Regions from separate parts of the Homo sapiens genome. Here all the other regions are linked to region 2. The links are chromatin loops, found by intact Hi-C in ENCODE. Cell type or tissue: heart right ventricle. All regions are shown on one strand. Each heading gives the region's core, and the rest is flanking DNA. Links, peaks and the distances in the headings are about the cores only.

Evidence for each region. Peaks named below come from ENCODE experiments on the same cell type or tissue, not always from the same donor. Only the 100,000 strongest peaks of a DNase experiment are listed, where the experiment ranks them.
Region 1: a loop joins it to region 2, with 9 times the contacts of the local background. A loop is called at or near these places in 24 of 110 quality-filtered maps.
Region 3: a loop joins it to region 2, with 2.4 times the contacts of the local background. A loop is called at or near these places in 9 of 110 quality-filtered maps.

Annotation. Positions count from the first base shown.
Region 1 is chr18:47,912,472-47,923,128 of GRCh38, forward strand. All of the region lies in intron 1 of SMAD2 (SMAD family member 2), which reads right to left. Among named protein-coding and RNA genes, the nearest start is that of SMAD2, 13 kb to the right of the region's middle. RefSeq lists an enhancer at 5,893-6,505. In heart right ventricle, for the core only: no CTCF peak of the experiment used is centred there; no DNase peak of the experiment used is centred there.
Region 2 is chr18:47,857,021-47,867,677 of GRCh38, forward strand. It overlaps SMAD2 (SMAD family member 2), which reads right to left. Exons shown (of 11, transcript NM_005901.6): 6 at 8,039-8,113. Among named protein-coding and RNA genes, the nearest start is that of SMAD2, 68 kb to the right of the region's middle. In heart right ventricle, for the core only: a CTCF peak has its summit at 8,035; no DNase peak of the experiment used is centred there; H3K27ac peaks cover 1,361 bases.
Region 3 is chr18:48,005,636-48,015,466 of GRCh38, forward strand. No RefSeq gene overlaps it. Among named protein-coding and RNA genes, the nearest start is that of SMAD2, 80 kb to the left of the region's middle. RefSeq lists an enhancer at 2,007-2,920 and silencers at 2,596-2,705, 2,716-2,765. In heart right ventricle, for the core only: CTCF peaks have their summits at 2,674 (motif pointing right) and 2,873; DNase peaks (open chromatin) are centred at 2,387 and 2,726; H3K4me3 peaks cover 1,284 bases; H3K27ac peaks cover 413 bases.

The DNA of each region.
Region 1 (10,657 bases), core at 2,723-7,722, 53 kb after region 2:
TTTATGTAAGTAACTATGTTCATCACATGGCCAGGAGGCAGCATAAAATATAGTAGACTCAGGGGAGCTAGCAGTCAGTGTACAAGTAAGAGTGTGTGCCAGAGCTAGGCAGAGACAACTGGTGTCTTGAAGAAAAGCAGAGCAGCCAATCTCTAGGCTTGGTTTCTGAGGACTGTCCAGGCCTGTTCCAGCTCCACAATTATATCCTCAGAACAAAACCTCTTTTTGAGTTAGCATGAGTAATCTCTCTGTTCCTTGTGAAAAACTGATAGAAAAAGCAAAATAAAAGAATCTCCCTACAAGTATCTGTATCTTTGGTTCAATTATTCCATTCATAAGAATTTAGCCTAAAAAAAGAATAAAAAATGAAACTTCTGTATAAACAGCAAAAAAAAAAAAAAAAAAAAAAGGGATTTCCAGCATTAGGAGGAATGAGAGTAAACAGTTTCTGTAACACTTTTTTTTTTTGAGGAGTTTCACTCTTGTTGCCCAGGTTGGAGTGCAATGGCGTGACCTCAGCTCACTGCAACCTCCACCTCCCAGGTTCAAGCAGTTCTCCTGCCTCAGCCTCCGGAGTAGCTGGGATTACAGGCACGCGTCAACACGCTCGGCTAATTTTTTGTGTTTTTAGTAGAGATGGGGTTTCACCATATTGGCCAGGCTGGTCTCAAACTCCTGACCTCAGATGATCCATCCGCCTCGGCCTCCCAAAGCACAGGGATTACAGGCATGAGCCACAGCGCCCAGCCTGTTACACTTTCGTTAGGAGAAATGTTTCTTATGAGTTAAGCTGTATTCCTGGGGATCTAAAAGTTTTCTATAAAACCTTTACAATATTGTTTCTTCACTGAAATGAAACTAACTTAAGTTTAGGCCTATTCTGGGTCATCTGAATGGCCACATGACCTGGTATTGCCACATGATTTCAGTGTCCCATGTCTTACAAGAGGAGTTAAAACCATTTTGGAACTAAGTGAACACTTAAAGTTGCCAGCCTTACCTTTGCATGTCTCAGTAACCATGGTTGGCTGACATCTGTCTAATATCTCCGGAGAATTTTTAAATTATGTAATAAAATAACATTTGTTGTAAGTAATGCTGATAATACATCTTCAATTAGTTAAGCTTTTATTTTAAAAACTGAAGCATTTTTAGCCAATATTTTTGAAGTGTAAATAGACTGAATGTAGGCTGACAAGGAACAGATAACAATGTGTTCCAGGTTAAAAACAAATGAAATACAAAAAAGAAAACTAGATTTATAATCAAGTTGCTATCAAAACGTGAATGAGTCATTTACAGAATATACAGATTTCCTTCAATGGTGTGGCAGCAAGTTCTCTACTGAAATAAATTTTCAACATCTGCAAGAATTGAAATCTAAGTTCAGACACTATTTCTAATTCCAGCAATAAGTGATACTTACATAATGCAGATTTCAAAAGAACACAAAGACTATCTTTACAGCTGAATAAGTCAGCTTACCAAATGATACCTTAGTAAAATTAGGATTCTACGATTACTCACCGGAAAGTTTCAATAAGGTAAGAGGTCTAATTATCCTGAACTTGTAGTAAAGCCTTCAAGTTATTAACTCTATATTATAGTTTGACAAATAGCATTCTCTGCACATTTAATTAAACAACAGTGCATACTCTTTCCAGAGTCCTCAACTATGTGGTCCTTTTCTTACTGTTTTTATTCTGACATAAACCCTATCACTGAGTATGTATTACAAAAAAATCTCCAAATCCTTAGAATGACTTTTCATTTTATGTTGTCTTTTGGAACACACAAAGCTGTATTTTAATTAAAAATCTTTTATGCCACAACCTTGCTTTTCAAAGAAATCTTGCTGTGCCTCTAAATATAGTAGGAAACATTTATTGAGTGCTTAAGCCTAAGAGTCCAGTAAGCAAGAATTCCGAATCCTAAGAACCAACTGGGGTTAGGTACTATTATTTACAAATGAAGAATGTGAGGCACAAATAAATACCCTGACGTAATACAGAGAATCCCCTCTAGATATTCTTATGGATGCTTTAGTTTACTTTTCATATTAAGTTTCTAAAAGAAAGATCAGAAATTTGGTTTTAAGAGGTGAGACAGTGATCTAACCATCTCTCATAAGGACAGCCTGTGTATTAAAGCTTACCTTTTGCTAAGTCATAATGCCACTTCTGTCGCATAACAAATTCCTACTAAAGGTCTGATCACACGCATTCTGTTATTTGTTCACACTTAACATCAATGTAAGAAAATATTAATTACTACTGCTTTCTAGTTAGTCTTGATATTTGTCAGGGTGACCCCCCTTCCTTATTTTTCAGATGTGTAGTATTGCTGGTTACTTTAAGTTTAGCATGTTCTACAAAAATCCTATAGGATTTTGATTGGAAGTGCAATGAATTTATATTAGTTTATGGAGAACATATTTATGATATCAAGTACTCCGACTATGCAAATGAGTATTTCCATTTATTTATTATCTATTGATAAGTTGCATATTTTCTCCATAAAAAATCTTACATCTTGTCAAATTTACTTATTTCTCCAGGTATCTTGGTTTTTATTGTAAATGGGGACTTTAATTACACAAAAATATTACACTCAACACTCATGTACTTTCCATCTAGCTGTCATATCTTAGCATTTTGCAGTACTTGATCAGACATAAGAAATAAGATACGAATACAGCTAAAGCCCCCTATGTATTCCTCTTTGATAACATTTCCCTCCCTCTTGCTTCTCAGAGATTATCACTATCCTGATGTTCCCCCATGGTCATTTAACAGTTTTGCTACATATTGTATCCATACAATACAGTTCTGTACATTTTATAAATTTATATGAAAGTGTGATACTGTTCAGTCCATGCTGATACATACATAATCCTAAATCCTAGTTCATTCATTTTAGCTGTCACATGGCATTCCATTTTATGACTAGCACAGTTCACTGTCCATTCACTCTGGATGACTAGTTAGGTTTCCAATTTTCCTCTCTCACAACCTGCTATGAATAGGCTGGTATATATCATTTTATACCATGTAAAAGCTCTTCTAGGGCAGAAAATTTCAAACTTTCAAACTTTTTAACCAAAAAAAGTCCCACAGTGAAAAGTACATTTTACATGCAACCTAGTATATACACACACACTTTGCTAAAAAAGACATTTCACCATATGCTGCACTCTACAATTTCTCTAAACTGAGGGTCGCGAACCGTGAGTGGGCATGAAATCAATAATTCTAACAAATGTTTACACTAATGTAACCACAATCCCCAAAAAAACAACATTTCCAGCACCTCAGATGTCTCCCTTACGTTCCTTTTCAGTCAATCCACCTTCCCCCGTCAGGCAACTACTGACTTCTATTACTATTAATTTTACCTGTTCCAGAAATTCATATAGATGGAATTATACCGTATGTACTCTTCTGTGTTTTTTAACACCCTTTTGAAAGTTCTCTTGTATTCATTTCCTAAGAATTTTTGTCATGAACAAGTACTAAATGTTATCATATGCTTTCCCGTTGTCCATCAAAATTATCATATGGCCTTTCTCCTTTAATGTGTTAACATGATGAATTTCATTTACGAGTTTTCTAATGCTTAATCATCCCTACATTCCTGAGACAAACCCTAATTAGTCATGGTATTTTTGTTTTGAGTAAATACTAACATTTTACAAACTACAATTTTTATTGCCATGTTCTTTGGTGAGAATGCAGCCTATATCCCCTTCTCACACTATCTGGTTGGGGTATCAAGATTATAGTAGCCTTGCAAAATAATTTTTCTGTAACATTTTGTATAAGATTAGAGTTAATCCCTCACGTTTGGTTGCACTTGCCCATACGGGGTCTTCATTTGTAGTCTGGTGTTTTGCTTGAGGACTTAAAATTTTACATTGGTACAGGTATATTTATTTATTTATTTTGTTTTGTTTTGTTTTGTTTTGAGACAGAGTCTCACTCTGTCGCCCAGGCTGGAGTGCAGTGGCACGATCTTGTCTCACTGCAACCTCTGTCTCCTGGGCTCTGCCTCAGCCACCTGATTAGCTGGGATTACAGGCGACTGCAACCATGCTTGGCTAATTTTTGTATTTTTGATAGAGATAGGGCTTCACCATGTTGGCCAGGCTGGTCTCAAACTGCTGACTTCAAGTGATCGCCCACCTTGGCCTCCCAAAGTGGTAGCCACCATGCCCCGCCTGGTATAGGTATATTTCTAAACATGACTAAGTTTTTAAATCATAATCTAGTGAAGTTTCTAATTCTTATTAAGCCAACTTGGTAATTTGTTTTGCTAGAAATTGTCCACTTTACCTGTTTCCAAATTTAAAGAAATAAAACTGTTCACAGTATTCTTGCAGTTTTAAAATCTCAGTTTGTCTGCAGTTATACCATCCCTTCATTTCCAATACATTTGTACATTCTTTTTCTCCTCTATCAGTCTTGGCACTCTTTTCAACTTAGTTACATGCACTAAATCAAAGACACTATTTTTGTTGTTGTCGTTGTTGAGACAGAGTCTCGCTGACACTATTTTTGTTGTCGTTGTTGAGACGGAGTCTCGCTCTGTCGCCCAGCCTGGAGTGCAGTGGTATGATCTCGGCTCACTGCAACCTCTGCCTCCTGGGTTCAAGCGATTCCCCTTACAGAATGTATCTTCTGTAATTGTTGGGTGCTTGCTAATTGTACTCTTCCAATCCTTCATAACCTTGTAGTTTTTTAAATCTACCCTTTCATAAATTACTGAGAGGTATATTAAAATTTTCTACTACGATTATAGATTTGATTTATACCTGTAATTCTTCCAATTTTACCTTATAAATTACACCTAGTATATCTTTTCCATTCCTTTGCTTTTAAACTATGTCATCATACTTTTAGGAGTATCTCCACTTGTAAAATACAGTTGGTTGGATTTTTTAAATTTTTGTTCTCCTTTAGCCAGCAAGTTTAATCTGAGATTACATATTGGGTTTATGGAGATATTTCAGCTTATTTTCTACCATCTTATTTTGTGTTTTCTAATACCTATGCATTTTTCTTTTCTTTTTTCTTCTTCCCTGCCTTATACTGGAGTGATCAATTTCTCTTTATTTCCACCCCTCATCCCCACTGACTTGGAGTTATACGTTATTCTATTTCAATTCTTTTGGAGAGTTATTGGTAAAAAAATTTTTAATGGAAAACTTTAACTCATCATTGCATTGTAGATGAAAACAGCCTATTGAAAACCATAAAGAATTTTTTTTTTAAGATATGGGTTCTCCCTATGTTGTCTAGGCTTGAACTCCTGGACTCAACCAATCCTCCTGCCTCAGCCTCCCAAAGTGCTAGGATTACAGGCATGAGCCACCACGCCTAACCAAGGGAATTTTTAAAAACCAGAAACCTCATGAGGATAGGGAGAAGAGGTAAGGAGAAAACAGAAGCAAAATTTTAATGGCTGGAAAATGGGTGAGCAGTAATTGAACAGATCAGAAACTACTAACTCTAGGCTAGCTGTAGGAAAAGCTGAAAACCATTGATTAACACAGAAACCTCAAAAAGTTAAGGAACCAACAGCAAGTCACGGCAGGAACTGAGGGCCAGGCAGGGGAAGGAATAATAGGTAGCACTTGTTAAGAGCTTTGTAGAAAGGAATTCAGTTCTTAGATTTCCGCCCCTACTGTCTCTGGATAACTAATCCTCTGCCTCAACGTTTACTTTCTGCAAAGGGGAAAACAAAATCCCTGGACTAGGAGATGGCCTGGGTATAAGTAGGAAGAAAAGAGGGTGTGAATGAACATGAGCACGCTGTGTTAAATGTCGACTCCCAAACCCCTTCCTCCACTGGGTTTTGGCTCCCAAATACTAGCAGCCAGACCTCCGCCCAGTTATTCAGATCAAAAGACTTCACTAGGGTACCTGACCGACCCAGGAGGAAAGGCATATAGATGCTAATATTGGGAGTTTACCAACAAACAGCCTGCCTGCTCAGATCCCTCTCCAGTGAAACTGAAAGGAGACAAGTTTCACCCACATGTTGAGTTTTTGATCAGCTTTTTAGATCCCCACTTCTTAAGAATTACTTTATCTGAGGAAAAACGTCAAACAAAACCAGAAAAATTCAGCTTCAGGAAAAGACTATACAGAGAAAGAAAACATTTTTAAAACATCAACATGGCCAGAGAAATAAGACTGAGCAACCCTGAAGAAAGAGCAGCATGCTCTCAAAGGCAGCATTCAGAGAACTTAACAGCTCTTGCATAGCTTGACAGCAGAAACGGGGGAAAAAAATCAATAGAAGTGCTAGAAGATAAAGTAGAAGAAATCTTCCAGAAAGTAGAAAAGAAAGATGGGAAACAGTAGAGAAAATGAAAAAAATTGGAAGACTGGTTCCAGAGGTCCAATGTCCCAACAACAGTTCCAAACAGAGATGCAGAGTAGGGGAGTCAAATAGATAAATTAAGAAAAAGCCCCTGAACTGAAAGATGGGAGTTTCTAGATGGAAAGGGCCCATCAAGACCCCAGTAAAACAGATGAAAACAAACCTACATGAAGGCCCATGGTAGCAAAACCAGAATGCCAAAGACAAAGAAAGGGCTTAAAGTTTCCAAGGAGGAAAAAAAATAGGTTATATAGAAAACAATCAAAATGGCTTTGGTTTTGTCAACAGTATACTGTAAACAAAGTCAAGAGAGCAATGGCTTCGTAATTCTGGGCTTCATAATTTTTCAAAAAAAAATTTCCAACCTAGACTTATGTTAGCCAGAACAAAGGCATTTTCAGACATGCAACATCTCCAAGTATTTACCGCCCCACCCCCAACACACTCTCCAGGAAGGTCCTGAAGAATATGTCTCATCAAAAGGAGATACTAGTAAAACAAAAAGGAATACGATCTACACTCGAACCCAGGAGTGCAAGGCTGCAGTGAGCCATGATCACCCTACTACACTCCAACTAGACAACAGAGTGTGACCTTGTCTCAAAAAAAAAAATACACACACACACACACACACACACACACACACACACACACACACACACACAAAGAATAGGAGATCTAACAAAGAAGAAAAAATGAAGGCAATCCCTAATATGCTAGTGAGGGGGAAATCTCAGAATGACTGCGGCGTACTAGGTGTAGAGGCAACCAGTGCAAATCGGAGCAAGCTAAAAAAGACGAAGCCAAAACAACGGCAGCCTTCTCTCCAAAGTGAACACTGTAGAAGTCAATGGAAGCATAACCTTCACTGATTAGAGCCAAATGATAAATGGATGGGGGTGACTGATGGGGCCATAAAGAACAGCTTTGTACCACTCTTTACCAATATCTCAGCAGATTTCTGATTCCAAAGATTACAACGCAAAAGAAAAAAATTTTGCCTAAGTGGAATTCTTATGTTAGTACATGTTTATATATGTATGGATTTCTTTAGACCAGTGCTATCCAACAGAAACAGGATGCAAACCACATATTGTTAAATTTTCTATCAGCCACATTAAAAAAGTAAAAATTGGTGTGCTTTAGTCAGTTCAGGACGGTATAACAAAGTACTACAGACTAGGTGGCTTATAAACAACAGAAATTTATTTCTCACAGTTCCGGAGGCTGCAAGTCCGAGATCAGGGTACCAGCATGGTTAGGTTCCAAGTAAGGCCCTCTTCTGGGTTGCAGACTGCCGCTTTTTTCAGGTATCTACACATGGAGGACAGAATGCTAACAACGGTCTCTTTTATAAAGGCACTAATCCCATTCATGAGGGCTCTACCCTCCTGACCTCAATATCTCCCAAAGATCCCATTTCCTGATGCCATCACAGCGGGAATTACAAGATGAAATCATAATTTAATAATTTTATTAATCTAACCCAATATATCCAAAATACTATTTCAATTCGCAATCCGTATTAAAAACCATTGAAATATTTAACATTCTGTTTTTGTACTGTTAGAAAATTGGTGTGTATTTTATGCTTGTGGTCCATCTCAATTTCAAGAGCTCAATAGCCACATGGTGGCTAGTGGCTATCATACTGGACAGAGCAACTCTAGAAGGATAAACGAAAAGCTAGTAACAGTGGTTACATTTCTGGAAAGCACAACTGGGCAGCAGGAGGTAGGAGATGTAAAGGAGGCTTACTTTTTTCAGTATTTGCTATTTTGTTCTCCTTGACTTTTATACCATGTGCATGTGTTATTCGAAAAAATGAATAAAGTACATTCTCTAAAATAAATTACAAATGTAGATATTCTTTGAACTACTCCTAGAAATCTATCTTACAGACATACCTGCAAAGGAGCAAAATGCTATATAAACGAAGTTATTTGTTGTAGCATTGTTTTTAATACCACAAGACTGGAAACATTCAACAGAGGACTGATGATATATTCAGACACCCGGCCAGGCACAGTGGCTTACGCCTGTAATCCCAAAACTTTGAGGGGCCGTGGCAGGCAAATCGCTTGAGCCCAGGAGTTCAAGACAAATCTAGGCAACATGGCGAAACCCCACCTCTACAAAAAATTTTAAAAATTAGCTGGATATGGTAGGCATGCGCCTGCAGTCCCAACTACTCAGGTAGCTGAGGTGGGAGATTAACTTGACCCCTGGCAGTCAAGGTTGCAGTGAGCTGTGATCACACCACTGCACTCCAGCCTGGGTGACAGAGTGAGACACTGTCTCAAAAAAAAATTTACAGACACCCATACAAAAGAATATTATACAACCCACTACTCCAAAAAAGAAGAAAGGCATTCATTACATACTGACACAAAATAAGATGTACTATTAAGTGACATATGTGACCACTTGTACTAAAAGGTAATATACACACAAAATTGTTCATAGATGCATAAAATCTCTGGAACACCACACAAAAACCTAGTAAAGCTACTTGCCTTTGAAAAGGCAACTGTATGGCAAAGAACAGACCAGTAAAGAGACTCTTCACTGGGTATCCCTGAATTTTGGATTGCAGTCATGGATTATGTATACAAAAATTCACTATTCCACATGCAGCTGTAGATGTTTTCATGTACCCTGCCTTGCCTTGCTGTGATATTAAAGTCCATCTAAAGCCTACTGTTTTTCCAGTTCCTCCATAGAGAGGTCTGAGGCTTCTTTCTCCAAGAAGCCCCAGATGTTTCAATGATACCAGAACACTTTTCATTTTTTAATTTTTTTAAGCACACAGTTCCCACAGTTCTGTCTCCTTTCATTGAATGGCATTATAACCTCAGCCCCAACTACTGAATCTTATCTCTAGTAAATCCCCCAAGGCCACACTTCCCTTAAAGTTGACTGATTTTTCTAAGTTTCTAGTACCTGGGCACTTTCTCTCTCAAGATCAACTGTATACATAAGAGAAAACTTTTATATTTTATCCAACATTTTCATCTGTTTACAGTAAGAAGAATGGGCCTAACTTGTGTCTGTGTCATTTTAAGAAATTTAGATAAAGACAGTATAAACAATAACAGCAAACACTGAAGAAAGTATGATCACTGAGAAAAGACTGCTAAACTTGACAGTTCATCCGGAAGGCCAGTAGGAAGGGAAATGTGAAAAAGAATGGTTAAAAAATATGTTTGCAAAGTTGAAGTCAAGAACAGATAGTGATTAAATGTAGAAAGCAAAAGTAGATTGCACTTTTAAAAGGTATGGAGGGAAGAGAAATTTCAAATCTTCAAACTGCAGGAAAATACAAAATATTCCCCAAATACCTATGTGAATTTTTATTTAGAAAGAAAACCAAAGTTAATTATTTCAACAAAAATACTTTAAATATGATGGTGCTGCCTCATCTAGAACATCTAAGGTCCCACTAGAAATAATATAAAATCACTGTGCAGTCAATCCTCCTTATCTGTGGGTTCCAAATACATGGATTAAACCAACCATGGATAAAAAATATTCAGGAAAAAACTGTGACTGTACTGAACATGTACAGACTTTTTTCTCATCATTTCTAAAACAATATAGAATAACAACTATTTACATTGTATTAGATATTAAGTAATCTAGAGAGGATTTAAAGAATAACAATAAAATGTGCATAAAACAAATTCTACACCATTTTATACAAGGGACTTCAGCGTTCTCATATTCTGGTGCTTGCAGGAGAGTCCCGGAACCAATCCTCTGTGGAGACCGAGATTTTTAGCAATCTATGTTCAAACATACTACAAGGCAGAGAAAAAAACAGCAGCATCAATGACCTGGAATTGTATAACTGTTTTAGTCAAATAAATAATTCATTAGTAACCAGGATAATAGAAAACCTCAAAAAAATTAAAATACATAAAACCCAATTTTTTAAAAACAGATTTTTCAATTCTCACTACAACTATGTTCTCTCCAAAGCGTAAGCTAGTAAGGAAAGACACTGCCAACTGGAAACCTAGGTCGGCCCCCATGGAGAATGATGGGTCATGTCTTTTAAACAAAAGCAAACAGAAAACATTCATGTGTTCAACTTTATGGACTGTCAAACCTAATGCAAGCTTGAATTTAATTCAAGAAAATTATTATTTTAGCAAAAGTCCACATTAAATAGGGACTGCTGTGTAAAGAGACTACTTATTTTTTTTTTTTTAACTAAGAGTTATATTCCTATCACCTATAATGAGTTTTGTGGAATCCACAACTCTATAAT
Region 2 (10,657 bases), core at 5,618-10,617:
CTAATTTTTTGTATTTTTAGTAGAGACGGGGTTTCACCGTTTTAGCCGGGATGGTCTCGATCTCCTGACCTCGTGATCCGCCCGCCTCGGCCTCCCAAAGTGACTATGCTAATTTTTTATAATGAACATCCATTTGTTGTATAATTTGAAATGCTGTATCATAATCTTATGTGTAGAACACTGTTTAACTTTTATCTGACACAGAATAATGGTAGAAATAAGAGATTAAGCTTCCCTGCCAAAGTGATACAACATTATAATCATCAAATTCAGCTTATGAAATATATAATGCATGAATGATCATTTTTTCATTTCTTGTTTTAAAAAACTTAATCCCCAGTGCGATAGCATCTTAGGTTTTACATATTTCCAATTTTTCTATGAGAGCATAATTCTGTTCATAATGAGAAAAAAGGCTGCTTTTGTTTTTATTAGAAACTCCTACAGAGTTCCCCTTATAGTTAGTATGTAGAAGATTGGGGAAAACCTTTGCTTCTGAAATAGCAGTAAGAAAACAGTGGATAAACAAAGAAAAATTCTATTTTTCTTTAAAGTTATCACACAGATATAGATCCAAATAAGTCCATAGGAACTAATTTACAGAGAGGGATGAGCTCCTCCCCAGTTAACAGAGAGTGGTAATCACTTTCACTACTGACAGCATCTGCCAAGTCAGGACACAGACAAAGGACTGAGCTTGCCAAAGGAGAAGCCAACTAAAATTTCAATGGCCATGCACAGACGACAGGAATCGAAGAAGCTGCAAGCACAGAGCTCCTCTTCACCAGTCAGTTTTAATACATGTCTTTAGCTGAGTACATGTTAGCATAGGAAGTCCTGGGCAAGGCTGGAAAGAAATAAGAATATGCAGTCTTGCCATATTTGTATCTGAAAGTTCTGATAAGGTAGGGAACTGACCCTCCCTGAAACCTGAGTGATGTGACATTAAAGCACCAAATTATCACCTTTCCAACTCAAATCCTAAGGGCAGGGAAAGGATCAGCTCCTCAACTTGGCAAATAGAGAAAAGAGTTGGTCTTTCCAAAGAAAGTGTTATCTATTTTAATCTCTAATATTATTATATATACAACACCCACTATCCAATTAAAAAACAAGAGATATTCAAAGATGGAGGGGGAAAAAAATGACCCCATAATCAAGAGATAAAACAGTCAACAAAAGCAGGCCATGTTACATATTAACTGGACACAAATTATCGAAGACTTTAAAATGGAAATTATATAGCTAAAAAATAAAGGATCTGAAATGAAAAATTCATTTAATTGGATTAAGAGCAGACTCAAAGTCAGGGTCACATACATATTATCACTTGATTTTCAACAAAGGAGCCAATGTAAATCAATGGAGAAAGGAATGTCTCTGCAAAATGGTGCTAAAACAACTGAAAGAAATGTCTGTAGTAAAGGAATAAAAAGCAGCAAAAAGGAGCCAAACTGGTAAATATGTAGGTGAATATAAAATACTTCTTTTTATCCCTTCTAATTTCCTTTAAAAATCAACTTGATATCAAAAGCAAAAAATAACACTGAACTTTGGGGTTTATATATTTTTATTAAGTAAAATACATGTCAATAATAGTACAAACAACAGAAGTAGATGAATGAAACTAGAGTGGTGTAAAGTTCTTAAATTTTACATGACGTTGTAAAATATTACAACTTAAATAAACTTCTAGGTATAACATAAGTACAATGTAATCACGAGAATGCCAACTGAGAAAATAATACTAAGTGTTACTGGTAAAAGGCCAAGAGAGTAAACAGAATGAAACAAAAATTATTTGATTAGTCTAAAAGGCAGGAAAACAAACAGATAAAAACCAGAGAGAACAAATAGACAAACAATTGCAAAATGGTAGCCTAAAGCCAGTATCAATAATCCCTCTAAATATAAGCGGACTAAATTTTCCAACTAAAAGACAAAAATTGTTAGATTAAATAAAACCAAAAATATGCTGTCCACAAGAAACACACCATAAATATAAAGATTCGGATAGACTGAAACAATTAAAAATATATCATGTAACCAGAGGTAAGAAAGAAGATATGGTGATGTTAATATGAAATGCATTTTATAATTAGGGCAAATTAATTTGGAAGATGTATAATTCCAAATGTGTATCATCTAATAACAGAGGTTAAAGACACACGAAGCAAAAACTGACAGGACTAAAGGCACAAACAGATGACTCTAAAATCAGAGCTGAAAATTTTAACACTTATCATAACTGACAAAATAAGGAGATTTTAAAAAATCATAAAGAATTAAGAAGATGTAAACACTATCAACCACCCTGACCTAAATGACATTTGGAACACTATAGTATATACATTCTTTCCAACTATATATGGAACTCTTATCAAGATAAGTTACAAGTTATAGCATAAAATAATTTTCATAAATTTCCAAGGACTAAAGTCACACACACTATATGCTGGACTGTTAACAGAATTAAATTAGAAATTGATGAAGTATCTAGAAAATCCTCACACTCCTAAGAAAAACCCAAACTTCTAAATAACTCATGAATCAAGAAGAATTAGAAAATAAGTGATAATTTAAAAACAACATAAAATTTGTAATATAGAGCTAACATAAAGCTTAGAGGGAAATTTATAGCTTTAAATGTGTACATTATAAACAAATCAATGATCTAAATGTACACCACAGGAGGCTAGAAAAGACCAGATTAAATGAAAAGTAAGCAGACAAAAAGATGAATACAAACAAAACAGAAAAGAGACAAAGACAACAAAGACTACTGATTAATCCATTACAAGACATTCTAATAAAAAATTAAAAAGTCAAATTACTAACATTATAAATTTTAAAATGGATCTCACATATATGAAAGGAATAACAAATATCAGAAATAACTTTATATCAATACATTCTCCAGCCTTGGCAACCTGGTGAAATCCTATCTCTAAATAAAACACAAAAATTAGCCAGGTGCAGTAGCATGTACCTGTGGTCCCAGCTTCTCGAGAGGCTAAAGTGGGGAAGATTGCCTGAGCCTGGGAGGTTGAGGCTGCCGTGAGCCAACCAGGCCACTGCACTCCAGCCTGGGCAACGAAGTGAGATCCTGTCTCAATTAATCAATCCTATGACTTAAATGAAATGAACACATTTCTAACAAAATCCAAGTTTATCAAACACATACACAAAATTAAAAATGTAAATAATTCTCAATTTAAAAAACCTTTTCCTACAAGAGATGGTTTCTCTGGAAAAATCAAACTTTGTTTTGAATACAAGGTCTCGCTGTTGCCCAGGCTGGAGTGCAGCGGCGCAAACATGGCTCAATGCAACCTCCACCTCCTGGGCTCAAGTGACCCTCCCACCTTAGCCTCTTAAGTAGCTGGGACCACAGGTGAATGCCACTACCCCTGGCTAATTTAAAAAAAAAAAAATTTTTTTTTGTAGAGACGGGGTCTTGCTTTGTTGCCTAGGTTGGTCTTGACCTCCTGTGCTCAAGCAATTCTCCAGCATTGGCCTCCTAAAATGCTAGGATTACAGGCAAGAACTACCATGCCCAGCCCTATCAAAAATTTAAGAAAGAAATAATGCCAACCTTAAAGAAACTCTTCGAGAAAACAGGAGAAAGCCCTTTCCAACACATTTTATGATATTAAAACTAATAAACACATTACAAGGGAAAAAACCCTACAGACCAATCTCTCATAAACATAGATGGAAAAATTCTCAAAAATAAAACAATTCAAATCCATGAAACTATATGATCCTCTTTATAAACGCAGAAAAAAAATTTGACAAAATTCAACAGCCATTTATAAAACACAATTAGAACATTAAGAACAAAAAGGAAAAAGAACTTCCTCAATCAGATACAATCTCCAAAATATCCACAATTAACATCATACTTAAAGGGGGAATTGTGAAATGTGTTCTTCCTATAATCAGAACAATGCAAAAATGTCCATTCTTATAGCTTCAACAGTTTATTGTAGGTCTTAGTTAGGACAGAAAAAGAAAAAAGCATGAAGACTGGGGAAAAAAAGAAAAACTGTCAGCCGGGCACAGTGGCTCACGGCTGTAATCCCAGCACTTTGGGAGGCCGAGGCGGGTGGATCACCTGAGGTTGGGAGTTCGAGACCAGCCTGACCAACGTGGAGAAACTCCGTCTCTACTAAAATACGAAAAATAAGCTGGGCGTGGTAGTGCATGCCTGTAAACCCAGCTACTCAGGAGGTTCAGGTTACAGTGAGCTGAGATCATGCCATTGCACTCTAGCCTGGGCAACAAGAGTGAAACTCCTTCTCAAAAAACAATCAAACAAAAAAAAACTGTCCTTATCAACAGATGACATGGCTGTGTATGCAGAAAACCTCAAGAATCTACAGAATTCTAGAACCAAAAAGTCAATTTAACAAGAATGCAGGAGAAAAGAATATACAAAAATCAAGTATTTCCCATATCCTAGGAACAACTGGAAAATAAAATGTAAAAACAAAAACGTATAACAGCACTAAAAGTATAAAATACTAAAAAATTTATCTAATGAAAGACATGCTATACATCTACATCAAAAACTGTTTAACACATGGCAGAGAAAAGGCATTGTTATAAGACTATTATCCTGAAGTTGTCAAACCTGACCCCTCATTTTTGACAAAAATCTTACTTTCCTATTTTATAGAGCTGATCCTAAACCACAAAAATCAAGTGCTTCTGTGTCTGGATCTCAATTCTTCACTTTCCTTCACATCTTTGTGCAATCCACTATCTTCCTTTTTCTTAATGGTTAACTCCTCTTAACATTTTAACTACCTTCATACAGTGCTTATTACAGGTTAGAACACATAGATGCCTTATAAATATCAGTCCTATTAATACTCTATGAGTTAAATGCTATTATTGTCCCTATTTTACAGATTTAAAAACTAGGTTACCTAGCTAGCATATGTAAGAGGAACATTTCAAACTCAGATAGTCTAGCTCAGAGTCTCACTATGCTATTTTGATTATATGCATTTAGTTAAGAGGAGTAAGTCTTGTAAGTGGAGTGTATGGGAAAACTGTCTAGGAGTACAAAAAACTAGTAGTTTACAAGAAGAAAAAATTAAAATGTATTTTCTATTTATTTAATCTCATCCTTCAATTTCTAATTTTTGTATATATTTTTAAATGTACTTGAAGTACCTGTATATAACTTACAAATAATTAAGTGTACATATTAGTAGGATACTCTCAAAATCTTAATACTCACTGTATTAGCTTCCTAGGGCTTGCTCTAACAAAATACCACAAACTGGGTGGCTTAAAACAACAGAAATTTATTTTTTCAGAGCTTTGAAGGACCTAAGTCCCAAGACAAGGTGTCAGCAAAGCCATGCTCTCTCAAAGGCTCAAGGGGAGAATCTGTTCCATGCCTTTCTCTTAAGCTTTTGGGTTTCCCAACAATCCTAGGAATTGCTCAGCTTGCAGGTGCTAACTCCAGTTACCTGCCTCCATCTTCATATAGCACATTCCTCCCTATCTTATAAAGACACCAGTCATATAGAATTAGGGCCCATCGTACTTCAGTATGACTTCATCTTAAACAACTACATTTACAAAGATGCTACTCCCAAACAAGGCCACATTCTGAGGTATTGGAGGTTAGCACCTCATTTTATCTTCTGGGACACAGGCAGATTAAAAAACCCTTTAAGTCTCTTTGTGTATCTTGGACCAAGCACAGTGTATGTAGAAGATACAAAACTGAATTGTGAGTTATGAAATCCACATCTTATGATCTATTATATTCTATTTCTCTATATACCTGTTTGAACAAATATGTTCATAAAAATCATGACTTGAAAAGGGACTGATTATACAATACTACAAAGGTTAATCGAACTTATAAATTTCTTACGATGTCCAGCCTGATCTCTAATATCCACTATAAAGGAAGAATAAAGTCTTGACCAGCAAAATCTAAATCAAAAAAAAAAAGAAAAAAGTAACAAGTGCTTGTTCGTACACTTACTTATTATGCCTAATTTATCCTCTGGTTGCCCTTTTAAAAAATTTCAATTCATTATTTTTAACAGCAGGTTATGAAAGATGAATTTAATTATGTCCTTCCTTCTGGAAGGTATGAACCAGAGTTAGAGAGGTGGCCAACTTTGTTCTAAATTGGAGCCCTGCATCAGTCAGAATTGTTTCTTGCCATGGCCCCAAGAGAGAAACTGATATTGGGTAAGAGGCTGGCAGCCAAACTAACTGTTGGCATCTCATGAATCACATATTCCCATTGCCATACAGTAATTTTTAAACCTGTCATTCAGAAAGCCAGTAACACTGCTCCACTGAAACAGAAATATTAGGTTGGGTTCAAAGTTAGCCCCAACACTGCAATTATTTTAGCTGGCTGATTCAGCTTATTCTCCACTTTTGTACTTTGATTCATTTATCATACATAACGAATACTTGTATTATTGCTCCTCCTGTGTTTCAGTTATATTGCTGAATAGGTGTCTGTGCACTAAATTAGAATCCCTGCAGCCTTTTTTTTCTGGCTTATTTCACTTAACATACTGCTTTCAAGGTCCATCCATGTTGCCACACGTCATGCTATACTGTCATTCCTTTACATGGTTGAATAATTCCATTGCAGAAACATACCTCATTTTATTCATCCATTCATCATTTGATGGACATCTGAGTTGTTTCTAACTTTGAATATTAAGAATAATGCCTGCATAAATGGTCATGTACAAGTTTTTGAGTAGACATGTTTTCAGTTCACTTGGATACATAGCTGGCCACAATATGTTAACTCTGTATTTAACTTTTTGAGGAACAGGAAACTTTTCCAAAGTGTTGAACCATTTAACATTCCTACTAGCGATATATGAGGACTCCAATTTCTCCACATCCTCACCAACATTTGTTATTGTCCTTTTTTGATTATAGCATCTAGTAGGTGTGAGGTAGTATCTCACTGTGGTTTATGACGTTCAGTATCTTTTCCCATCATTCACTTTTAAATGTCACAGTAACAGCTGTCCATCACAGGCAAAAAAGAATATTATTGCTTCAAGAAGAGTGTCATCTAATTTTAGTAAAACATATGTGGAAAGTCAAATATTATTTGCATTAAGATGTATAACACGTTATTTCCAACGTTCATTAGATTATCTACCTTTCTTAGTTATCTGGTACTCCTAAACACCCAAATGTATGATTAGCTACAGCAGAAACTTCTTTACCTGGGAGTCCAAAAAAACGGATTTAAACAAGAGAATTATTGTAACCCCTCCCTCCCCCACCAATGTTAATCCACTTAAAAATAATTTAGATTATCATAACCAAGAATGCATTAGTGTTAAGATGTGGAGAAAGACTGATGGTATAATTTGTCAGGTTGTGATATTAAGGTGTCCAACAGTTAAGATACAGACAGGTAAAATGAATCAAACTGGACAATTACAATGACATCAAAGTGATTTCACTGGTAGTTTATTAGTTCTGCTGAGTTATACATTTTATTACGTAAGACGTGATTTAAAGCTTTAATTTTTTTCTTCATCACTTTTTGGAGTTGATAGCTAAGCATAAGAAATTAATCTACTATAATTCAAAACTCACTATTAGGTTAAAAAAGCAGTGAAAAGCTGATCCCCATCCTTCACCCCCAAATTCCTCTGAAAATCTGTTATTTGAGTAATTATGGTTTTTTATCACAGAGAGATACTTAGTCATAGGGTTACTAAAATTTTCAACAGAAGCAAATACTTAAAAAGAAATAAAAGTATGTGCATGTTTTCAAATTTTCATTTACTCTAATAAAAAATAACAATTATTCTGCAGAGTAGCATACGTTATAATTTTTCAGTGACAACATGGACCTCTTTGGTAGTTCAGATATGTTAAATCAAGATAGAAGATCATCTTTTTTGGTATGCGTCTCAACTTCTCTAAATTTAAGAGTAACATCTTTTGTGAATTTCAAACAATACAAGAAATGTATATCTAATAACTGAGGAATTTTCAAAGACATTTTTTTTACCTGTGTCCATACTTTGATTCAACTGTTGGTCACTTGTTTCTCCATCTTCACTGATATATCCAGGAGGTGGCGTTTCTACAAAAGTTTAAAACAAATCAAGCACAGCTGCAACATAATCTCACTACCTTTTCTCTCAGCTACCAGAGATAACCAATGAATCACTCCAAATAACAAATAATAATGTTATATAATATTATAAAAAGTAATATTGCATACTGAGGGTGTATAATTCAGGATCTTGTCCAAATTTTGCAGTGAATCCTTAACATCCACTTTTAATAAAATCCTACTCTCTGGACATACACATTATGTACGTATCTTGCTCATTCCTATATGTACATATTCTGGGGCAAGAGCCAAAAACGTAACTTTAAAAATGCCTCAGATCTGAATCAGTAGGCTGCAAAACCATCAGTAACTACAATTTTTTGTTGTTGTTGTTTAATCTAATGAACATCGTTATTTTATGAGTACTTAGAAAATTAAAAAACACACAAGATTTTGGATTATAAAAGTATTAAATAATACAGGCTTACAACTTACACTAAGTTCTATAGGGTAAAATATGGTAGAGTATGGTTCCGGATTGGTCCAGGCTGAATTCTATCTAAAAAGTGTGTTTCTCCAAGGATTCCTAACTGGTAAAGTCTAAGTGTTTGAAGCAGAAAATTCAATTCAAATATAGACTACTGTATAAAGAGGTAAAATGCTCCCTGAAAATAACCATTAGGATTCTAATATATTATTTCCAACATGTTGTCTGAATAAAACACTTATGTTCAGAAAGGTATCTGAATAGCTGAATAAACTGCATGTAAAATAAAAACATGTATACAATTTAATCAACTGTAATTCCAGGGAGGAAAAATAAGTTCAGAAGACTTTCATCAGTTTTACATTTACACTGAACAGTTTTGAGCGATTCAAGATAACAAAGACACATATCCAAACAATTTTAAAATTATCAAAAGAACGAGGCCAGGCGCGGTGGCTTATGCCTGTAATCCCAGCACTTTGGGAGGCCGAGGCAGGCAGATCACCTGAGGTGGGGAGTTCGAGACCAGCCTGACAAACATGGAGAAACCCCATCTCTACTAAAAACACAAAATTAGCCGGGCATGGTGGTGCATCCCTATAATTCCAGTTACTAGGGAGGCTGAGGCAGGAGAATCATTTGAACCCAGGAGGTGGAGGCTGCGGTGAGCCGAGATCACACCATTGTACTCCAGCCTGGGCAACAAGAGCAAAACACCGTCTCAAAAAAAAAAAAAAAAAAAAAAAAAGAGGAAGAGAAGATACAGGTTAAGGGTCTCCTTCAATAACCTTTTACAATATCTATTCAATAAACTAACCACAAACTTTAAGTATCAAACTTTTCATTTAAGTGTCAGTACCCCCAAATTTTTAAAACAAAAATTCTAAGAATAAATTATCTTCATATACTCAAAGAACATAAAAATAAGGGTACATATTATGCATATTTTAAAAGTTAAAGCTAATAAAGTTAAACGGCGCTAAGCTTTTTGAGTTTAACCTGTATTTCAAAGATCTAATCAGAAAGAAATGCTGAACCTTAAAATACGTTATCTTACTGTGTTTATTTTTTCCATTATTGTAATAAATAATAAAGCTATTAGCATTTTTGAGAAAATGTTAAAATTTCTTTTAAGTGGAATAAAATGTGAACCCTTTGGTTTTGCTGTTGCTTGAAACCGGATAAAGCCCCACTGTCCAGAAAAGCAAATGGGTATAATCCACTTCTGATTTTCTACTTTATAAAATACTCAAATCTCAATAATTAAAGGAATAAAAAAGAAAGGAAAAATGAGCCCAAACATCTTCACAAGTGAAAGCCACTAAACATTCTGGTGAATAGCCTTCCAAATAATTACTGGATATGCGTGTTGTCCCTAAGACTGCATGTTTATACCTAAGGTTAGTATTGCTGGCTGAATAACAGTAATTCCCACACTAACGACTTAAAATGCCTCCCCTTCCCCACACCAACGTTCACACAACTCCACTCCCTTTTCTACCTAGCAATTGCCCTGTTTCATAGTCCCGGGTTTTCCCTCCTCCTAGTGTTATCATACTACATCCCACCCTCTCCCTCTCTTAACTTCAGTAAGTTTGTATTTCCTAGCAACCCATAAAGCAGCTTTAAATCCTCTTCTGGAATAAAACAGTAATCAAAGAAATATACATTAAAACAATCAAAAACCACTTCCCATTTGTAAAACCAGCTATTTAAAAAAAAAACTTATCTTTCTTAGTTATCTTTTCTTTTTTTTCTTCCTTACATTTAAAAAATTATCTTCAATGAATAAGCATTATTTCCATGATGGATACATGAAAGAAATAATTGTTTAAATGTACTAAAACTGTATTTTAAGAATTTTGTAAATGCTCTTAAGTTCCTTACATATTTTTAGTGTATAAAATAAGAGTGGAATAAAAGAATATTACAAAAGGAAGAAAGAAATCGAGACACTACAGCTTAATCCTCATCCTAACATCATGCTGTTTCTGCTAGGGAGAAAAATCAACCAAACAAAAAGGAAAACATACAAGAAAAGTAACAAAGTATTAGTTGTTCTCCAAAAAAAAAAAAAAGAAACC
Region 3 (9,831 bases), core at 1-5,000, 140 kb after region 2:
CGCTCTGTCGCCCAGGCTGGAGTGCAGTGGCGGGATCTCGGCTCACTGCAAGCTCCGCCTCCCGGGTTCACGCCATTCTCCTGCCTCAGCCTCCCAAGTAGCTGGGACTACAGGCGCCCGCCACTACGCCCGGCTAATTTTTTGTATTTTTGGTAGAGGTGGGGTTTCACCGTGTTAGCCAGGATGGTCTCGATCTCCTGACCTCATGATCTGCCTGCCTCGGTCTCCCAAAGTGCTGGGATTACAGGCGTGAACCACTGCGCCCAGCCATGTACCACATTTTCTTTATCCAATTCACTGTTGATGGGCACCTAGATTGATTCCATGTCTTTGCTCTTGTGAATAGTGCTGTGGTAAACGTGAGTGCATGCATCTTTTTGGTAGAATGATTTATTTTATTTGGATATATACCCAGTAAGGGGATTGTTGAGTAGAATGGTAGTTCTAAGTTCTTTGAAAAATCTCTAAATGGCTTTTTTTTTTTTTTTTTTTTTGAGACGGAGTCTTGCTCTGTCGCCCAGGCTGGAGTGCAGTGGCATGATCTCGGCTCACTGCAACCTCCACCTCCCTGGTTCAAGCAATTCCCCTGCCTCAGCCTCCCAAGTAGCTGGGACTACAGGCGTGCACCACCACGCCCAGCTCTTTTTTTTTTTTTTTGTATTTTTAGTAGAGACAGGGTTTCACCACGTTGGCCAGGCTGGTCACGAACTCCTGACCTCAGGCAATCCGTCCACCTCTGCCTCCCAAAGTGCTGGGATTACAGGCATGAGCCACTGTGCCTGGCCCAAATTGCTTTTTACAGTGGCTGGACTAATTTATATTCCCACTAACAATATATAAGTGTAGGGAGATGACTTCTTAACCAAAGACCTGATGTCTAGGAGTTTGCAGCAATAATGCAAATGACAACAACTGTATTTAATCAACTGTTAATACCACCCTGCTGGTGCTTTCTCCAAAGCTTTCAAGTTGCAGCCTCAGCAGATAATGAGGTATGGGTCGTAATTTTAAGAAAACCACCACCAGATGAAGAAGCTTGTGTCTGAGGTTAGAAGTGGAAACAGGGATAGCAGGCAGGATTGAGGGAAACTGCCCCGGGCTTAGGATGAGACCAGAGACAGGTTGGCTGCTGTGCGGGAGGGAAGCCACTCGGCTGGATAGGATGATGTAAAGTGCTCCCACAGCGTCTTGTCCACAGGGGGTGCACCACCAGCATCCTCCTTGGAAATGCTGGCCACAGGTGCCCTGTGTAGAAGCACAAGTGAGTTGGTGAAGAGCGGATCCCCACCACCAAGGACTGTGTGGAAGGAATGAGTCCACATCCCTGACTGATTTGGCCGACTCCGTGTGTTCCCTGGGCTGAAGTGAGTGTCCTGCTGGACTCTACAAGGCCACCCTCAGCGTGTCAGTTTCTGGGAAAAAGGTGGGTAATCCTAGGAGACTCTCTGGACGTCTCCTTCTTGGGACTGGCCTTGGGAGGCGGAAGGGGACCTGCTGTGGCCCACTGGGAAGTGGGCTGTGGCGCAAAGATAAATGGGCCCATGGAGCTGACCAGACAGGCAGTGTCTGCAAATGCAGAGGGTCTAGATCAGGGGTGTCCAGTCTTTTGGCTTCCCTGGGTCCCAATGGAAGAAGAATTGTCTTAGGCCACATATAAGATACACTAAGACTAACGATAGCTGAGTAACTTTTTAAATATCACAAAAAAACACATTCGTACTGTTTGAAGAAATTTTACGAATTTGTGTTGGGCCGCATTCAAAGCCATCCTGGGCCTCACGCGGCCAGAGGCCGCGGGTTGGACAAGCTTGGTCTGGATTCAGGAGGGTCTGCCTCTGTTTCCCCCCATCATTCTTGACCCCCGTTGAGGTGTTAGTGGATGCTCCGGCCGGGTTTCAGCCAAACACCTGGGTTCAGGCTGAGGTCCATGCTCAGCTTCGGGCCAGGGCACTGGAGCAGGAGTGGCACTGAGGGCCTGTCCTCACCAGGGTCTCCTTCCTTTGCCACCTTAGGCAGCTCTGGGATGTTTTATAGGGGAAAGTGGCATCTCCTCCCCTGCCCATGAGGAGGGTGGTGCTGAGTAAAGGTAGCCTCTGCGGGCAGGAGATGGCAGGGACCATGGGACCCAGCAGAGTGAGGGGTGCTGAGGGGTCTCAGAGCAGAGAGACTCCCTTGTTCTGACCCTCTCCAGCTGACTGCAGGTCCGCGAGCCTGGGGGCCCGGACGCTCCTCCATGTGCTTTTCTGCCCCACTACTAACTTCAGTCCACATCACAGCCTCCGAGAGTGGGGCTTCTGGGGCCATCCCCTCTGTGCTCTCCGCAAGCACCATTCTGCGGGACTTTGTAGAGTGACCCGAAGCTTCCGCTCCCTAGCCCTGTGCTCTTCCCCTCTCCAGTCCATCTCGGCCGGGAGTCGGGTCTCTGCCAGCCCAGCGCTCGGAATGGAGCTTTGTGGGGCTGGGGAAGCAACCTTTGCCAATGGGAAGGGGGTGTCACAGCGCCTCATTCCCTCCCAGCTTGCGCTCCTCGGAATAATCTCCAACAGCGTGCCTAGAAGCACAGCTGCTTTTGTTTCGGGCGTCGGTGCTTCCCAGAATCCCGGTGCCCGGACCCAGCCGCCGAACCGACCCCGCCCCGCCGCGGGCTTTGTTCCCTGCGCTGCGCACTGCGAGCGGCGGCCACGCGGGGGCGCTGGGCCGGGGGCGGGGGCCAGGGCTGGGGGTGGGGCGCGCCCCCGGGCCACCTCCCCCGCCCCTCCCGGCTCCTCCCCGCTCCTCCTCCCATGCCCCGGCCCCCGCCTCGCAGCTGGGCTCGGACTCAGGCTTAGCCGCAGTCTGTGAGCCTCCTCCCCGCACCTGGCCGGCCAGGCCAGCCCAGCCTACTTGTCTCGCTGCGCCCGGCTGCTGCCTCCGCTCCAGGGGTCGGCGCCGGGACCTCCTCCTCCGCCGCCGGCCCGCCCGCGTCTACACCGCACACCCGTGGCGCGCCCTCCAGGGGCGGTTTTTCTCCCGGGGTCCTAAGTCTCACTCTACCTGCTTCACGCTTAGTGGTCCTGTAGAAATACAGACGCGTCGTAGGCACTTAGTAAATGTCTGTTGAATGACTGTGTGTAAGCACTCGTCCGTTCTTTACCACACCTCATTTTTAAAGTTAATGGACGTTATTTTTTTCAAGCAATTTTAGATTCACAATAAAATTGAGCCAAAAGTACAAAAAGTTTCATTTCCCCCCTGTACCCACCCCCGAACAACCTCCCCCACTCTCGACCTCCAGACCAGGGCATGCATTGGTTGCCATTGTGAACCTACACTGCCACATCAGGGTCACCCAAAGTCCACAGTTTTCTTTAGGGTTCACCCTTGGTGCTGTACACTCCATGGGTATGACATGTGTAAGGCCATGTCATTCCGGTATCACACAGCATTTTCACTGCTCCAGAAATTCAACCCTCCGTCTTTCCAACTCCTGGCAACTCCTGCTCTTTTTACTGTCTCCATAGTTTTATGGAATCATGCTAATTTTCACAACCATCCAAGAGGTAGGAACTCTTCCCCTTTTGCCCTTGAAGACACTGAGGCTCAGGGATGTTGCCAGGGCCCTGTCAGCTTCCTGATAGGAAAGCCACTAAATTCCAATCGGCTACCAGTTTTCCTGCAACCCTGGCCTGGGATACTCTCCTGAACAATGAAGCCAGTAATGGCATGACCACAGCGCTGTCCCACCCTGGCCAGCAAACAGGCTCCCTCAGGGGACTCCACTCCTCTACCTGGACACTTCTGCAGGCGGGAAGTGGGTAAGGAGTGACAGGTGTGGACTGCCTTGCTTGGCTTCTGGGAGGAGCCATTTGTGCCTGCTGCCAGGCCTGCTGAAACATTACTAGGCTGGGCGGAAGTACAGATGGAAGCCCTGGTCGGTGGTCTGCCCCTTCCTTTCCCTAGCCCAGGCTCTGACTTCGCCGTAAGGATCTTGCAGAGCAGGCATGGACACCCAGCCTGCAGCCCAAGCTCCATCCCCACCCGAGAGCCAAACACCCCCCAGGCTAATCCTCAGGCCCGGTAGTGTGTACACTGGTGAGAGCAGACAGCTGCGGGAAGAGGACCTGCAGAGGCCCTAAAGTGGGCCCCTGACGGGAGGCAGAGCTCAGATAATAATTTTCGTCCATGTGGGCCCCAGGACCTTTGGGCAGGGCCCTGGGTACCTGAAGCATGATCCGAAAGGGAGGGCATGAGCTCCAGGTGGGCATGTCCCTTGACTTTGTGCTAGGGTTACCAGATTTAGTAAATTAAAACAGGAGTCCCCAACCCCTGGGCGTGGACCTATTCTGGTCCATGGCCTGTTAGGAAGTGGGCTGCATAGCAGGAGGTGAACAGCAGGTGGATGAGGATTACTATCTGAGCTCTGCCTCCTGTCAGATCATCAGGCATTAGAGTTTCATAGGAGCGAGAACCCTATTGTGAACTGTGCATGCGAGGGATCTAGGTTTCCTGCTCCTTATGAGGATCTAACTAATGCTTGATGATCTGAGGTGGAACAGTTTCATCCTGAAACCAAACCTGTGCCCTGTCTGTGGAAAAATTGTCTTCCGTGAAACTGGCCCATGGTGCCAAAAAAAGTTGGGGACCGCTGAATTAAAACACAGGACACCCATTTAAATTTGAATTTTAGATAATTGCATTAGTCTGTTTTCACATTGCTGATAAGACATACCCAAGACAGGGGAATTTCCAAAAGAAAGAGGTTTAATGGACTTACATCTCCACATGGCTGGGGAAGCCTCACAATCATGGCAGAAGGCAAGGAGGAGCAAGTTATGTCTTACATGGATGGCAGCAGACAACGAGACAGAGTTTGTACAGGGGAACTCTTCTTTTTAAAACCACCAGATCTGGTGACACTTATTGGCTCTCACAAGAACAGCACGCAAAATCCTGCCCCCATAATTCAATTACCTCCAGCCAGGCCCCTCCCACAACATGTGGGAATTCAAGATGAGATTTGGGTGGGGACACAGCCAAACCATATCAATAATCAACAAATAATATTTTAATAGTAGTATGTCCCAAATGTATACTTATACCCCCCAAATTATTTGTTTATCTGAAATTCAAATTTAATTGGGCATCCTGTATTTTATCTGCCAACCCTGCCTTGTGGACTCCTGACCCGTGGGGAGAGAGACAGCAGGAGGAGGACCCGAGTGGAGTCCTCAAAAGTATGGGGCTTGGGCAGGGGCCTCAGTCCTCTGTGCTGAGGCTGTCCTGGCTGCATGTTTCAATATCCTGAAATTGCAGCAAGGTTCTGGCTTCTAGGGGTCCTGGGAACAAGGTCCTTGTCAGGAGCTGGCTCCGCTCAGTAGGAGACCAGGGTGGTTTGACAATAAACTTTGCCATTGAAGCTTCTGGAATGCAGGTGTGTTGGGTGAAGGCTGGGGAGGCAACAGATAGTGTGAGGAGGTGGGGAGGTAGGATGGGGACAGGAAAGTAAGCTTGCAGCTGCTGCCTCCATCTTGGTCCTTCCAAGGTTAAAGAAGGTCAGGGGTATGGGGAGAGGTTTTGGGGAGAGATGGGGGGACAGGAGGGACACAGCGGCAAATCCCTGCACTGCCAGGGTGAAAGTGCACTGTGGTTGTGCAGCCTGCTTTCCTGGCTGAAATGTTCCTTTCACGTCACCATAGTTAGCATTGCAGACCAGGTCATGAAGGAAGCCAGGCAGGATCTGATGGAAGCCGGGCAGATGGCCTATTGAGGCACAGAGGGTAGGTTTCTTGCAGGTTTGGTGTTGGTGCCCATTGCCCCGAGCTTGGGCCCATGCAGATCAGTGGGGTCACTCAGGGCAGTGAGGGAAGCTCTCACTGGAAGGGGAAGAGCTGGCTCAGGGAGGAGGTGGTGGATGTGGTGGAAAGGCCAAGGTGAATGTTTGGGAATGACTTCTGGAAATCTTTTGTGGAGGACTCACTGAACTGCTTTAGAATTGGAGTCCCAGTCTATCCTAGTGGCTTTTAAAGGAGCTACCTGGAAGAGAGAAGCCACTGTCCTCAGGGCAATGTTCTGGGCAGGTGGGAGTTCTTGTACACACTCCCAGATGGGCCTGGACCACACCCTCCATGTATCTAAGCCTCAGCTTCTGCACCTGGTGAATGGAGATAATTTGGGGGGTTTATTCTGAGAATCAAATGAAATCATGCATAAAAGCAACTTGCAAGGGGAAAGTGTACTTAGAAAGTACAAGATAGCATTGATTGTTAACTCAGTGTGTATGGAGCTCTTCTTTGGGGCCAGACCCTGTGTCAGTCTGCAGGGAATTGGAATGATCCCATGGAGCCCAGGTCTGGTAGGGAAGACAGGCTTGTGACCAGGTCACATAGGTGTAGGCAGGGGGCCCCAAGGGGATCGGAGGAAGGGAGTTGTCCCTATTCCTTGGGAGGTCAGGAAGGGGTTACCCAGGAAGTGTTGCTGGATGGAGCCCTCAAATGTGGGGCGATGTCGGCAGATGGAGCAGAGTGGGAAGGGAATTTCAGTCTGGCAGGCAGGAGGGGAGGCCAGGGGCCAATAAGAGCCTGGGCGGGGGCTGCCAGGCAAGAGCAGATGTCTCACTGAAATGCTTTGGCCCCCAGGAGATTGAACTGTTTCCTGTAGGCAGGGAGGAAGCACGCAGGTGACAGCATCTGGGTGACAGTTTGAAAATATCACTCTGGTTTCCATTGAAGTCAAGGTTTACAGACGCAAGGTGGGGAAGAGGCTGGGAATCTAGAGGGGGAATGTTTCTGCTATGGTCCAGGTTAGCTAACAAGGGTGTGATTGGGGCAGGAGCATGGGTATGGAGAGAAGGAGACTTCCTATAATGTTAGAATTGGAATCTGCGGGGCTCAGTACCCACCTTACTAAACCCCTCTCAGGATCCTGGGCCCTCTGAGCCCCTTCCTCCCTGAGCTCATTCCTGACAGCCCTATTCTGTGGGAGTCTTCTCTCCTCTGAACACTGATAACCTCTGCTTCCCACACCACTGACTTTAGAGTCTAGTGGCATACTTTTGTTTATTTATTTTTAATTGTTTCCAAGTCCCAGTTGTTTTCTTGAATGTCACAGAAACGTTGGTGAAATTATTTTCTAGGAAAGAGCTAGCTTATTTACTTGTTTCTCTCCCTATCTTCCACCCTCTAGCCCTTTCCCTCCCTCCCTCCCTCCCTCCCTCCCTTCCTCCCTTCCTTCCTTCCCTCCTTCCTTCCCTCCTTCCCTCCTTCCTTCCCTCCTTCCTTCCCTCCTTCCTTCCTTCCCTCCTTCCTTCCTTCCTTCCATTCTTTCTTCCCCTCTTATACTTATCACCATTTATGCATCTATTTTGCCATTGCACTGTTTCCAGTTTTTGGCGATTATGAATAATGCTGCTTATAAATATTTCTATAATTGTATTTTGATGATCATATGGATATATTTCTCTTGGGCATATAGCTAGGAGTAGAATTGTGGGGTCACAAGGTTCACATATGTTTGACATCAGTTGGTACTGACAAACAGTTTTCCAAAGTGATTGTATTGATTTATGTTCTCGTCAACAGTCTGTGAAAGTTGCAATTGCTCCATACTGTTTTGAACACTTAGTATTGTCAGCTTTAAAATTTTTAGCTATTCTGGTGTTGGCGTAGTGTCATTTCATTGTGGTTTTCATTTGTGTTACTCTGATGACTGAAATAGTTGACCACTTTTTCCTGTTTATTGGCCATCTTGGTATTCTCTTTTGTGTGGTGCCTGTTCAAGACTCTCATTCAGTTTCCTAATGGGATTAGGAATGTTATTTTAACGTTCTGGATACAAGCCCTTTGTCTCTTTTGGGTGTAGTAAACATCTTCTGCTCCGTGGCCTTCTCTTTTACTTCTCTTTCTTCTCTTCTGCTCCATGACATCACTTTCTTAATGATGTCTTTTGATCAACAGAAGTTTCTCATTTTAATACAGTTCAGTTAATCTATCTTTTCCTCCATGGTTGAAGCATTTACCGGAAAGTTTTAAAAACCTTTCCCTACACCAAGGCCATGAAAGTATTCTCTTGTAGGAGCTTTATTGTTTTGTCTTTCACATTTAAATCTACAATTCACTTGGAATTGGTTTTTATGTGTGGTGTGAGATAGGGTCAAGTTTCACATTTTTTTCACATGGGTATCCAATTTACCCAACTCCAGATACTGAAAAGACAATGTTTTTCCCACTCTGTTACGCATCTTTTATTATCAATCAACTGTACCTATATGTCTGTTTCTAGATTTTCTATTCTGTTCTCCTGGTCTATTTGTCTATCTGTGCACCAATAATACAATGACTTAACTATTGTAGCTTGGTAAATTTTGATATCTGATAGAAAAACTCCTCCTAAATTTGCCCATACTGTACCTTATCACACTGTAATACAATTCCCTGTTTACTGGTGTGAAAGATGAGCGTCAACATTTACTTGCCAAGACTTACTTAACAGATTTACTTACAAAACTTTACAGATTTTCTGTAACTGATCTTATTTTACTTTAAAGCCCTTCATGTCTACTGTAAGTCTATTGCTGTCTTTGGGTTTTTGTTGTTGTTGTTGTTATTCCATTTTCTTCATTAGTAGTTTGTTAATTATGCATTATTCAACTATTTTGATTGGTTTTCTTAGAGATAAAAGCATGCATCCACAAGTCTAATATAAATTGGTACTTTCACCATGCCCAGGATCTTAGAACACTTTAATTCCATTTATTCTTCTGTTTTTGTGTATCGTGGCATATTTTAATTTATATTTTAAAACACATTAAAAAGTGTTATTGCATTATTTCATATTGCCAACATTCATTTAGATTTACTTACATATATAATTTTTCTGGGTTTCTTTACTTTTTCCTGCATGTCTGTGATTCTATCTGGGATCATTTTCATCTCCCTTTAGCATTTCCTAATTTGGTTCTACTGGTGACAGATTATCTCTGATTTTTGGTGTCTACATGATGAATTAATCTCAGATTCATTTTTGAAAGATATTTTACTGAGTACAGAATTCTAAATTGGTTGTTATATTCTTACAGCATTGTGAAAATACTAGTCTGTTGACCTTTGGCTGCTTTATTTCTGTGGAGAAGTCAGCTGTCTGTCTTATGGTTGCTTCTTTTAAGACATGTCTTTTTTCTCTAGATGTTTTTAGGATTTGTCTTTTTGGTTTTCAGCAGTTTTGGTCTGATATGCCTAGGGGTGTGTGCGTGTGTGTGTGTGTGTGTGTGTGTGTGTATTCTTTTGGGGTACCCAGAGCTTCTTAATCTATAATTTGATTTCTTTAATTAGTTTTGGACAATTCCCAATGTTTATCCCTTAAAATTTACTTCTGTCCTATTCTCTTTCTCTTCTCCTTCTGGGACACCAGTTATATGTATAATACCTTTTCATCACATATTTTTTGTTTCTTCTGCTCTTTTCTTCATTTTCTATCCTTTTGATTCTGTCCTTCAGTTGGAAATTTTCTTCCATCTTCCAGTTCACTAATCCTGTCTTCAACTGAATGTAATTTGTTTATAAACACAGCCATCAAATTCTTAATTTCATATACTGTGGTTTTAGTTACAAATTTAACATTTAGTTTTTTTAATATACTTTCTGGTTTCTGCCAGAATTCTTTATCTTATTATTTAACTCCATGAATTTATCTATTATGGTTATTTTAAAATCTGTTTCCAGTAATTTTCAAATTTGGATATTCTGTGAACTTCTTTTCTTTTTTAAATTTTTATTATTTTTAAAACAAATTTTACTGTGTATATTTGAGGTTTGCAACATGATGTTATGGCATACATATAGATAGTAAAATGATTAT